2 separate regions of the Homo sapiens genome follow, and region 2 is linked to region 1. Evidence: read pairs that join two places in POLR2A ChIA-PET (ENCODE). Cell type or tissue: CD4-positive, alpha-beta T cell. All regions are shown on one strand. Each heading gives the region's core, and the rest is flanking DNA. Links, peaks and the distances in the headings are about the cores only.

The links. ChIA-PET counts read pairs that join two places held together with the same protein. Peaks named below come from ENCODE experiments on the same cell type or tissue, not always from the same donor. Only the 100,000 strongest peaks of a DNase experiment are listed, where the experiment ranks them.
Region 2: POLR2A ChIA-PET joins it to region 1 with 16 read pairs; 10 of 35 experiments call an interaction of 5 or more read pairs at or near these places.

The regions. Positions count from the first base shown.
Region 1 is chr9:134,160,683-134,168,484 of GRCh38, reverse strand. It overlaps RNU6ATAC (RNA, U6atac small nuclear), which reads left to right and starts at 3,921; the gene lies at 3,921-4,046. LOC124902297 (a long non-coding RNA gene) reads left to right here. Exons shown (of 2, transcript XR_007061834.1): 2 at 1-4,047. RefSeq lists enhancers at 4,285-4,524, 3,939-4,904. In CD4-positive, alpha-beta T cell, for the core only: CTCF peaks have their summits at 4,794 and 5,007; DNase peaks (open chromatin) are centred at 2,954, 4,087, 4,524, 5,004 and 2 weaker places.
Region 2 is chr9:134,388,956-134,393,955 of GRCh38, reverse strand. All of the region lies in intron 1 of RXRA (retinoid X receptor alpha), which reads right to left. Among named protein-coding and RNA genes, the nearest start is that of MIR4669, 12 kb to the right of the region's middle. RefSeq lists enhancers at 1-67, 1,924-2,133, 2,174-2,663, 2,714-2,813, 3,194-3,283 and 1 more and a silencer at 679-973. In CD4-positive, alpha-beta T cell, for the core only: no CTCF peak of the experiment used is centred there; DNase peaks (open chromatin) are centred at 154, 1,895, 2,445 and 3,205; H3K4me3 peaks cover 2,218 bases; H3K27ac peaks cover 3,067 bases.

The DNA of each region.
Region 1 (7,802 bases), core at 1,641-6,640:
GAGCGAGACACCGTCTCAAAAAAAAAAAAAAAAAAAAAAAAAAACACAGAACGCAACCTCACCAGCCTAGAGATCCCATTAGCCAAGACAGTTGAGTAAATGACACATCCCCCAGGCCTCATTTTCATAAGCCCTCCTGCCAACTAATAGGCTTTTTTCTTTTCTTTTCTTTTCTTTTTTTTTGAGACGGAGTCTCACTCTGTTGCCCAGGCTGGAGTGCAGCGGCGTGATCTCAGCTCACTGCAACCTCCCGCCTGGGTTCAAGCAATTCTCCTGCCTCAGCCTCCCAAGTAGCTGGGATTACAGGCACCCGACACCACACCCAGCTAATTTTTTTATTTTTAGTAGAGATGGGGTTTCAACACATTGGCCAGGATAGTCTCAAACTCCTGACCTTGTGAGCCGCCCTTCTTGGCCTCCCAAAGTGCTGGGATTACAGGTGTGAGCCACCACGCCCGGCTAGGCTTTTCTTTAAAGAAAAAAAAAAAGGAATTGTGCAAGTTTATTTAACACAGTATTTCCCAGTTTTCTTCCCTTCTGTCCATGGGACATTTCAAGAGACAACTGGTCACTGAAGCCAATGCCAGGAAATGCTGCTTGAGGGCAAATAACAAAAGCCTTCCAGCTCCCGTTACTAGGGCTGCCAAATTTAGCAAATAAAAATACAGGGCACTCCACTACATTTGAAGCTCAGATAAACAATGAATAAGTTTTAGTATAAGTGTGTCCCATGAAATATTTGGGATATGCTTACAGTAAAACATGACTCATTTGTCTGAGATTCCATCTCAATGGGGCATCTTGTATTCTATGCAGCAGCCCTGCCTGCCTCGACACTTGAGGGGAAAAGCACGCATGGTCCAGGGCTCTGCCAGGGCTGGAAGGGAACCCATGCCCACCCTGCCCATGTCCAGCACTGAGAGCTGGGGGCCGGGTCCCTACCCCACCACTCTAGCAATAACTCATGGGGTGGGCTGGGTATGTTGGCTCATGCCTGTGATCCCAGCACTTTGGGAGACTGAGGCAGGTGGATCACTTGAGGTCAGGAGTTCAAGACCAGCCTGGCCAACATGGTGAAGCCCCATCTCTAGTAAAAATACAAAATTAGCCGGGTGTGGTGGTGTGCGCCTGTAATCCCATCTACTCAGGAGGCTAAGGCCAGAGAATCGCTTGAATCCGGAAGACGGAGGTTGCAGTGAGCCAAGGTGGCACTACTGCACTCCAGTCTGGGAGACAGAGCGGGATCTGGGAGGGCATCCTCTATGCCATGTCTGACTGTAGATCCCCAGGTGGTGACAGGCCCTAACTCCATGAGACGTTCATTTTCCACTATTCGGGATAAGCGTTCAAATTCCTCATGGTTGGAGGAATTCTCCATCTTTGAGACTCCATCTCAAAAAAAAATTGTGTGGTGCCCTTGAGCAAGTTCCTCCCCTCCCTCAGTGTCCGTGTGCAAAAAATGGGAGGGTCAGTAGGCGATCTCATCTTTTCTTATTTCTGGAACTTTCTCTGGATGTAGCCTGATTTCATACAGGAGACTCTAAGAACGGCCCTCAGAAAGTGAGACTTAGGATCCAGTGAGTTATATCCCTGGAGACTCGAGTGGAGTGCAAAGTGTACTCCCCGATGGTGACCACTCTGATTGCCCCGTCCACCTTTCTGCCCCAGGCGCCAGGCACATGGAGCCAGGCCGACTCTTCCTGTGGTCTAGAGACATTTGTGGGCCCCAGAGGGACTTCCAGCGGTTGACATGAGCCATGTGCCCGAATCGGGGCTGAGGGCATGAGTCTCAGGGCAATACCAACACTGATCATGCCTTTGTTCAACAAACACTTTGGGACGCCCTGTGTGCAAGCGCTGGGCTCATCTTGGGATGCAGCAGTCAGCAGGAGACGCAGCGTCTGTCAGAGCCGGAGTTCCAGAGGCACCAGCAGACACAGGGCAAAGCCACCTCCATCCGTGCATCGCAGGCTGTTTCCACGGGTTCTGCGCCAAGTCCGAGAGGGTGCTGTGGCCTCCCAGGTCCTTCCATCCTTGCCCTCCCAACCCTGCAAAGACCCTCTTGCCATCTTCCCTCTTCTTGGGTTACCACTGGTAAGCCTCCTGGGTGATGTGCAGACCTCCGACCTCCACCCAAAGTAAAGACAGGCTGCTATGATGGCGGGACCCAAAGGGCCTCAATGAATACAGATTCCCAGGCCTGACCACAGACCCTGGACTCAGACTAGGGAAGAGGCAAGAATCTGCATTTTAGCAAACCCCGTCCTCGTTGACAACACAGGCAGGTGGGCAGTGCACAGAATGCCGGCTGGGCAGATGCTTGGGCCCCCTGGATCACGCAGATCCCCAAAGCCACCAGTCCTTCACAGTCTGGGCCCCAGGGTGACACCAGGCCTCCCATTGCTGAAGATCACCAGGCAAGCACACCACTCTCAGCCCCCAAGGTCCTGGCTCTGACCTCCAGGCTGCTGCTCCCCACCCCACACCTTGACCGTCATTGCAGGGTGAGCAGTGCCTTCCTCATGCATTTGGTTTCCTATCTGTAATCCAGAGCTTGCCCTGAACCTTCTGGAGAAGACCTGACTCAGGGTGCGGCTGGCCTTCCGCAGCAGTGCCCGGCCCAGCCTGCCAGGTCTCCAGGGAGAGGAAATTAAGGAAACTTAAGGACCTGCCTTAACCTACAAATTCACTTTTGTTTTTTCTAATTAATATGCACAACTGGAAACACACACAACTCAAAAGCTCTGAGAAATGAGTATGGCCATTCCCAGCCCACAGCACACGGCCACCAGGAGTGAGCCACTGAGGACCTCTGTGCTTGTTTGTGCACACATCCATGTGGGCAGGCACATGTGTCTGCATGTGTATACACATATTCACGTGTGTAAACGCGTGTCCACCATCCATGCGTGCACTTGCACGTGTGACTCGTGTGCAGACATGTGCGCGTGTAGACATGGGCGTGTGTACACATGCGTATGTACATACGTGTAAGGACGTGTGTGCACCCATGTATGGACACGTGCATGAATGTGCAGAGGTGTTGAGGGCGCATGTGCATCGCGCGCACAGCGATCATCCTCACCAGGCCGGGTGGTGCCCCAGGCTGTGCAGACCCTCGGGCTCCTTGTCAGGAAGGCCGCGCGTCCCCGGTCCCCGAGCCTCGCAGAGCCCTGCCCATCGAGTCGATGGGAGGGGCCCGGCCTGCGAGGCGCCAGAACAGCCCCGGGGTCCACGGAACGGAGGACGAGAGCAGGACGGGACCGCGCCAAGGCGCCAATACTGACGTTGTAACCTGGAGCCGGAGGACACGCGAGGACGCCAGAGCCGAAACCGGTTCCAGGGCACTCGGCCGTTCTAAGGCTCGAACTCGCCACCCAAGACCACGCAGAGCTTGCGAAAACGGGGCTGAGCCGGCGCGGCGCATGCGCGGGCGGCGTCCCGCGCACCACAGGGTCCTGAACACCCGCAGTTCCCGGGGCAGGGCCGCGTCCGGAAGTCCGTGGAACGGATCTTCCGATCCTTGTTCTCTGATTCGTTACCAACCTTCCACTTCCGTAGACAGTTCTTCCCGCCTTCCGCCGTCTGCTAGGCGTGTCGCCGCAGGAGGTGCGCGCCCGCCCTGTTTTGTTTCCGGGGGAATCTACTTCTCTGAAGGACGCTCGGGACTTCCGTTTGTTCCCCTCAGCTTCTAATTGGCTACTTTTATGAATATATTAGGGCACGAAAAGTGGTAGATTTTTTTCTTACACGTTCAAATTTTAAAAAAGACGATTAATTGAATGCGAACATTTGTGGTTTCCCACTGAACCGTGACATTTTTATAAATGTACCTCCATGGATAGCGAACAAGAAGTCACCCTCACCGAAAGGCGAGTGGAGCTTTCGTCCTTAAATAAAGTGCGCAGGGAAGCCGAGGCGTGTTGTATGAAAGGAGAGAAGGTTAGCACTCCCCTTGACAAGGATGGAAGAGGCCCTCGGGCCTGACAACACGCATACGGTTAAGGCATTGCCACCTACTTCGTGGCATCTAACCATCGTTTTTTTTTTTTTGGTGTTTTGTTTTTTATTTTTCTTCAGACGGAGTCTTATTCTGTCGCCCAGACTGGAGTGCAATGGCGCGATCTCGGCTCACTACAACCTGCACCCCCTGGATTCAAGCGATTTTCCTGCCTCAGCCTCCCGAGTAGCTGGGATTACAGGCGCGCGCCACCACGCCCGACTAATTTTTTTGTAATTTTAGTAGAGACGAGGTTTCGCTATGTTGGCCAGGCTGGTCTTGAACTCCTGACCTCAGGTGATCCGCCCGCTTCGGCCTCCCAAAGTGCGGGGATTACAGGCGTGAGTCACCGCAAAGCCCCGGGGCATTTTTCGTTTTATCTTTTATCTTCTTTCCTTGGGACACGGGCGCGGGTCGCACTTGTGCACGGGCGCGCCGTTCCGCCGCTGCTTGGGGCTTTTCCGTTCATCTTCACCGCCCGTTCTTGGCATTGGGTCGTGTTCGCGTCTCGACACCCGACAGGGCCCGTCTCCCGAGGGCGCCTCGGTCGCCGCATGAGGCACAGGGCGGCTCGGCGGGTTGACGGGCGCGTCCCTAGCATCGCAAACGTTCAGGGCCTGGTTCAAAGCCTGACGGAAGTTTCCGCTCAACATTGATTCATTCACAGAAAACTAAGCACTGGGCACGGCCCGGAGATACGGCAGCTACCGAGCGAAGCCGCTGCCCGGCCGGAGCGCATTCCCGGCCATTCCACAGCCTCCGCCCCGAGCCCCGTGGAGACCCGCTCCAGCGAGCAGGGCGGACGGGGAGGTCCACACCCAAGTCCAGATCCAAGGCGGCGCGAGGACCTCGGAGCCCTGAGACGCAGGGAGGGCCCCGCAAGGTCCCGGGGCTGGAGGGGAGCCAGGGGCCAGGAGAGGGATCAGGGGACGACCCGTTTGGCCCGGGGCCCCAGGGACCTGTGCAAGGACCTGAGCTTCGACCCTCGGCAAGGGCGAGACCTTGGAGAACCTCCCGCAGGGGAGGGACGGGACCGAATGAGCTCAAAGGACATCCCTGGCGGCCACGCTGAGAACAGCCCAGCGGGCAAGGATGGCAGCGGGAAGACCTTCGCGGCTGCGGCGGGGCGAGGCCGGAGGCCGGGTGCGGGCACCATGGAGGGGCTGAGAGCCCTGGGTTCTGGAGAAGATGTGCCAACAGCCGTGGAGGGCAGGGTCAGGGGTAACTGCAGGGTGTCAGTCCCCCTCCGGGGAAGGACGCGGTGCCACCTGCTGAAACAGCCAAGGCTGCGGGAGGCGCAGGCCCCGGGAGCTGGAGGGCCCGGCACTGAGGCCTGGGATGTGGAAAATAGGCAGGCCAAGTGCGCGCCGCTCCAGGGCTCAGGACTGCGCAGTCAGCACACCAGCCACGTTAAAGCCACAGCCTGGCTGCATCCCTTAGGAGAGAGTGGGCCGATCCAGGTGAGGGCTCAGCCTGGAGGCTGGAAACCGCAGCCCAGCTCGCCCCCTGCACCCCGACAATGAAGCTACCAAGCGGCCTTCATCTGTTAGAGCCCCTCCCCTCGGGGTCACCCCATATTCTGGTATTTCCCTCCCCAAAAGACCTTATGGGAACCCTCCCTCCTGCTCACCAAGCTTTTGACAGAAGAGTCGACTATCAGGAAAAACAGAGAGACCTTGAAATAGGCATAAGGAAAAAACCCTTTGCTCAACCTAAGGAGTCTAAGCAGCCATCCAGGTCCTCTCCACCTTTGCTCTTTGCTGTTCATTGTTCACAGCTCGAAATCGTAGGAAGCTCAATGTGCCTGCCCAGTGGGATGTGATTATTACTGTGGATTTTGACCTTTTGCCAGTTTGAATCTATTTGCAATTTGTCTTAGCATTCGTTTCCCTGCGTAAGTGTGGTACTTTCAAGCGGTTGTAACATCTTACAGGTCCCCTCATTAGTTGAGTTACATAAAATCTTTGCCAAGTGGATCTCACCTTTAACAGTACCTGCACCCCCTGCTCCACCACACCTGTCGGGCTTGGTGGTGAGGGTCAGGGTCTCCCCCAAGGGCATGAAATGCCATCTCAGCCCACAGCCCAGGAGCGGGCATCACTCTACTGGGATTCAGCATCCTCTGCCCTTCCTCTGGGTAACCATACCTGATTCTCCTCTTCACTGAGTCTTTCTTTTCTCCTATTTCTCAGAACTCATCCTTGACCCTAAGGTAGCTCCTTGCTGGGACGGTGAATCCACACTGCCAACACCTTACCCCACCGCAGTGTTTTGAGAGCTTCCTTCATGGGCTGAAGAGCAGGATGTGCCAGGATGTGCCACACAGCTTGTTTTCCTAAATGACACAGATAGACCCCACCTGTGCATGGTTTCCCATAGATGGAAACCACCAGAAAGGCACCCCAGAGAGTGAGAATGGCAAGCGTGATGAGAGCATTCGCCTGGCCTGTGTGTCCCCGTGCATCACGTCTGTCATAGGCACAAACTCCTGTATGTTTTTTAACATAGGACTCAAGTAAGGACTGGAAAGATGTTTATCAAATAAAACCAATCTGCTAATGAGTCAGCTGTTTGAACACGCACACAGCACCACCCACCGTGGTGGGTGCATGGAGCATGGCCGGCTGCCTCCCCCACTGCCAGGTTACAGGGAACACAGGAGACAGGAAGATGCTGAACAGCCCCACGGAGACGCACTCAGCAAAACCAGACCAGGAGGCCACAAGATAAACGACCTGGTTTCAACGATACATGGCACAGAAAAAAGAGGGAGGACCTGGCGATTTAAAAAGACTCGAGGGACCGGGCTCAGTGGCTCACGCCTGTAATCCCAGAACTTTGGGAGGCCAAGGCAGGCGGAGCACTTGAGATCAAGAGTTCGAGACCAGCCTGGCAGCATGGTGAAACCCCATCTCTGCTAAAAATACAAAAATTAGATGGGCGTGGTGGGTGGGGGTCTGTAGTCCCAGCTACTCAGGAGGCTGAGGCAGGAGAATCACCTGAACCTGGGAGGCAGAGGTTGCAGTGAGCTGAGGTCGTGCCACTACACTCCAGCCTGGGCAAGAACAAGACGTCTCCAAAAAAAAAAAAAAAAACAGCTAGTAAACTAACCAGATGCAGGTGAAGACCTTGTCTGGTTCCTGATTCCATACACAAGCATACATGTGTATGCATGCATTTGTGCATGTGCACACACATACCCTATGCACACATACCTTGCAGGTACATCTACATACACATACACATACACATGCTGTGGTTTGCTGCACAAATGTACTTGTGTGCACCCATGTACAGGTGTGCACTACATGCATATATATGTGTACACATGCATGTGACGTGTGTATGTGTGTGTATGTGTGTGTATGTGTGCACAGGCACAATTTTTTAAAACATACTAAGACAACGGGAAATCTGAACATCAGATATTCAATTAAATAACTTTAGGGGGGCTGGGTACAATGGCTCACGCCTGCAGTCCCAGCACTTTGGGAGGCAGAAGTGGATCACTGGAGGCCAGGAGTTTGAGACACGCCTAGGCACCACAGTGAGACCCTGTCTCTGCAATAAAAATATTCAAAAATTCGCTGGCCTGCCTGGCCAACATGGCAAAACCCCAACTCTACTAAAAATACACAAAATAGCCGGGCCTGTAATCCCAGCTACTCGGGAGGCTAGGCCCAAGAATCGCTTGAACCGGGATGTGGGGATTGCAGTGAGCTGAGATGGCACCACTGCACTCCAGCCTGGGTGACAGAGTTAAACCCTGTCTCAAAAATAAAAGAATTAGACAGGCATGATA
Region 2 (5,000 bases), core at 1-5,000, 230 kb before region 1:
CTGGCCAGCGGCAGAAGGAAGAATAGGAAGTGGTGCCGAGGCTGATGGCCACCCTTGCACAGCCCACTCATACAGCCCAGGGGCGCTGGGGTTAGACCCAGTGGTGGCAGGTACAGCTGCAGCCCAGCCACAGTGAGGGAAGTGGGAAGCACACACAGGAGGAAGAGGGTGCTCAGGAGGGGGCTCCCCATGAGCAGTCAGTGCCTGCACCCAGGAAGCATTCAAGACAGAGCTGAGAGGTGAAGACACTCACTAACTGGGGCATGAGGGCTAGGGTTTTTGCAGGAACCCCACCCTGTCATGCCTACTCCCCTGAGAAGCCCACCATGGGAGCTGCGGCCACAGGCCTCACACCAGGCCCAGCTACATTCAACCAGATATGCACGCACCACCTTCCCCGAGTCTTGCAGCCGTTGCTATGATCACCCACCACGCTGGCAGGGCTGCCAGATGCCCATGGCGGCCACTGTCCAGGGATGCCCCAGGCGCTAAGGGGCACACTTAACCTGGGACCAGGCTGCCTGAACCACCATGGTTCAGAAGAGGAAACAGCCCCAGAGCAGCATCCACTCCCAAATTCTTCACAGCTTAGAGGCAGATGTGGACAGGAGGGGCACACCTGGGCCAGGCAGCTGGGAGGTGCAGGCCAAACTCTTGACAGACCCCTGGTCCTCTGTGACCCAGCCTCCTGGTTGTGTCATGCCCCCTTCACCACCCTGTGTGTGCCCCAGTGCTACAGGGAGAAGAGCGCCCAGGTCGCTCATGGCTTTAGGCTGACGGCAGAGCCGGCTGCACCCCTCCCTGCCCAGCTCGCCCTGCACTTGGTCCGATGCCCCAGACGCTGGCTCAGGAAATGTCAATTCCCTACTGTCATTTCCCGCTTCCCCATGATTCCCGGGTTTCCCAGGGCAGGATGGGTTTTTTTTTTTTAAGAAGAAGCCAAGTAACCACCTGCAGAACTGGCCCCTAACAGGGACGAGCAGGCAGGGTCTGTCCCTAGAGGGCTGAGGGGCTGGCAATGACCGGCCAGTGACTGTGGGACTCGGAGCCCCATCCCAGAGTGCCTGCCCAGGGACGGGTTCCCAACGCAGCCGCTACTCCTCCACTCCCACGACTGGCACAAACCTCAAGGGACGCCCATCCCCAAGGTGCAACCCGCACGGCCAAAATGAAGTCCTGAACCCAGGGGCCAGGACCAGGGACCGCAAATCTGAGGCTGGCCCTTTTAGGAGAGCTACAGGGCATCTGATTTTACCAGGAAGCACCCACATCCCCCAGCCTAAAGATGGCTAGGGTAAGCGAGAATTCAGGTAGCCTCATGGACGGAGTCACCCACCCATCCCAGGGACCCAGAAGTCAGGAGGGCTTGGCCCAGCCAGCGCCAAGGAGGAAGCCAGAGGAGAGCCGTGATGGAAATCGCGCAGCTCTGGGGCCAGGCCTGTCCAGCCACGCTCGCTCCACTGGTTCCCAAAAAGGAGCTCCTGCCATGGGGGTACAGGGAGGAGGTGGGCTCAGGGCCACCCACCTAGAAAGATGCCAAGGGGCCCCGGAGAGTCCTGAGAGCTGCTTTCCAGCCACAAGGCCGGAGACACTCGGTAAGCTGACCTGTGCCCCTGTACGGCCATTCCCCCCGGGGCATCGTGAGCAGACCACCCATCTGCTGCCTGGGGCAGAGGCTAGGAGGGTGGGAGGGCGGGAGTCAAGCCCCAGTCCTGGCAGAGTCCCCGTGGAAAGAAGCGGAGTCACGGAAAGGGCGTGACCAAAGGCGTGGGGCCACCAGGAAGCTGGGAGCCCCAATCGCCTGCATGTGACGTCCTTCCCACCCTCCCCCTCTGCAAAATGGAGGCTCTGACACCGGGGCTTGCCCTGCACACTGCACCAAGCCAGGTGACTGTCACGGCCCCCTGCAAACACACAGACTCCATCATGTGGTAGAAGAGCTGCCGTAGGCCGCAGCTACCACAGCTCAAACACCTAACTGCAGGTGCACGCCAGGCCAACATTTCATTACATGAGCTCACAGAAGTGTGGTGACAAGGGGGAGCCGCTCCTCCTGCCCCCGTCCTGCAGGGGAGGAACCAGGGCTCAAGGAGGCGAGATGTTTCCAAGCCCGGAACAAGAGCTGCCGGGTCAACGCCTGGAGGCCTGGCTTTCTGAAGCCTCGGTCCACCCCTTGGCCACCCCTCGACCACCAGGGTGGCCAGACACAGCAGACACCCATGAGCCCTGAGAGTTCCAGCAATGACGCCCACCTTGGAGGACGGGTACCAGCTCGGGGACTTGGCAGAATGCTCACCTCTCCAGGGCCAGGCAGGGGCTCCTGGGCAGCGCAGCCTCCCTTCCAGGCCGTACCCCTGAACTGTGTCTAGCACCACCACAGGGCCAGACCTTCGAGGAGGGTGAGTGGGAAGCAGGGGAATTCCTGGAGAAACCCCGCCTGCCCCACAGCCCGCCTGTGTGGCGAGGGGGCCCCCAGCCTGTGGGCTCCTGGGGGTAGTTTCCCTTCAACAGGAAAAGAAATGATTCTTGTTTCATTTTGAGCCATGTTGCTCTCGGTGGCTCAGAGGCCCTGCCACCGCTGCCAGCAGCTCTGTCGTGGAACGGCCAGGCTTTCCACCCTCAGGGCGGCTCTCGTCTCCACCTTCATGTGCACGGCCACCTGGCTCAGGAACACCCCTGCAGTTCCTCAGGTCCCACCTGTGGTGGAGCGTGGCCAGCTCCATGCCAGAGGCCAACACGATGGTTCAGTCGGGGACTCTGAAATGATCAGGGCAGAGGATGCTCCCCCAGGCATGTCCTGGGGCCTGGCATGGGGCCGGCCTCTCTGGGGGACATCCCCAGTCTTCCCACGGCCCGCTGAGCAGCACCATTTGCAGATGGGGGCACCGGTGCTTAGAATAGGCAGGGCATGGCCACCGGGGCCACGCGGTGGACAGAGTCCAGGCAGGGAACCCCTGAAGGACAGAGCACCTGCTCAGCACCCAAGGCTGGCAGTGGGGACCCTCTCCAGCTGGTGCCGGCTTTCCAAGAATCCCCTCCACACCCGTGCCATAAGCCCAGGCCCACCCTAGCACGCAGCATCCTTCCCACAGAAGAGGCTTACCACCCACGCACCTGAGCCGGATGCCTGTCATGTGCAGGGGCCTGACTGGCGGGGCATCTGCAGACGGGGGACAGGGCCTCACCCATGAGACAGACCAAGAACGGGACGTCAGCCCGCTGAGCAGGACTTCCCCCATCACAACCCCAACATGGGCGCCCTCCCTGCCTCTGCCACTCCCAGGGCTGCGGCGGAGCTCAACGACACCAGCCCAGAGGCTCAACTGCACCCAGAGTTGCCTCTTCCGAGCTCAGCCTCAGCACGTCCCTCCTGCCCCGCAGAAACTTGCTGAGGGCCCGGGTCAGGCTCATCACCACTCTGAGCGAGACAAACCACCCCGTGGCCACAGGCGCCACAGGCCCCACAGGCTGAGCCTCAGAAACCTCCCTCCTGGCTGCCGTGCCTGCTGTGTAGGGCCTGGCCCCCCACCCACTGTCCCAGACTGGGGGCTTTGGACTTTGGGAGTGTAATGGGGAGCCCTGGGAACTTCTGGCAGCGACAGAGTGGACCTCCCGCCAAGTGACCCGTGGAAGGGACGGCAATGGAGAGGAGGGTGTGCTGAGCTGGCTTTAGCCTGGCCTGGGCTAGGTCTGAACTTGGCCACTTCTAGGGGCACCCGGGCCCCTACCCACTGTGTGTCAGACTCCCCCTCCCCTTCCCTTAAGCCCAGGGATTGGGGAGCGGACTCCACCCTGCACCAAGGAGATGCCGACCCAGGAGGCCGAGAGAAAAATCCTGCCGGGGAATGCAGGCAAGCGCAGGCTCCGGCCTGCTGCCCCCAGGACGGCCACCCCCATCCTCATCAAGGCTCTGACCCAAGGCCTCGCTGTGTCCCCTCCCAATCCCACCAATCGGCACATATCAGGGTACTGTGGCAGCAGGAGGGGACGAGCCGCTGGCCTGCAGATGCGAGGGTGAACAGGTGGCAGGCAGCTTCTCTGCTCCTCGGTGCCCAGCCCCAAGAACCTGAGACGGGGCTGCAGCTAGCACGCACGGTAACTCCCAGCCTAGCCGGCAGCCCCCAGGGGCCTCGGAAGGAAGGGGAGGGATGGAGAGGCCAGCTGCAGCTATGGAGTCTCTGTCCAGACTCTGGGTGACCCCATCCACAGAGTGCCTCCCGCAGGAACGTCTGCCAGCCCCCTCTGTACAGGCAGAGCCAGACATGGCCAAGTCCAGACCTTGCCCAGGCCAGGCTAAGGCCAGCTCAGCACACCCTCTCCACCACTGTCCCCTCCACTGGTCACTTGGCAGAATGTCCACTCTGTCACCATCAGAACTTCCCAGGGCTCCCTATTACACCCCCAAAATCCAAAGCCCCAGGCCTAGGATAGAGATGCCCAAGCCCTGGCCCCGCTAGCCCTCTGGGGCTAGCCCTCTGCTGTCCCAGGGCTCCCCATTATACCCCCAAAGTCCAAAGCCCCCAGCCCGGGACAGAGGCGCCCAAGCCCTGGCCCCCTAACCCCCTGGGGCCAGGCCTCTGCTGTCCCTGTCCAGCACCCTTCCCAGCCTGCTTGGCCTCACCAACGTCCACTTCTCTGGATCCCACGAGCAACCCCCCGGGGGTGACCAAAGCCAGCGCCCACGTGTGCAGGGAACCCAGCAAAACTGCATTTCCACCATTCTCTCCCCTCCTGACAAATCCGGGAAAACGGGTTCCGTGAAATGGCAACAACGTGCAGTCTGTGCCATCCAGAGGGGCAGGGGACGGGAGCGAGCTGAGGGCGTCCACGACAGGACCGGCCAGGTGGCGGATGTGACTCTCCGAGGAGGACCCAGGAGACCAAACCCCTCCTTGGAGGACCAGAGCTTGGCAGGGAGGTGAGTGGACACAGGCCTGAGGCCACCCTGGAGGAGGCAGGTCACCGGGTCTCAGCCCTCTGGGGCATCCAGCACGAAGGAG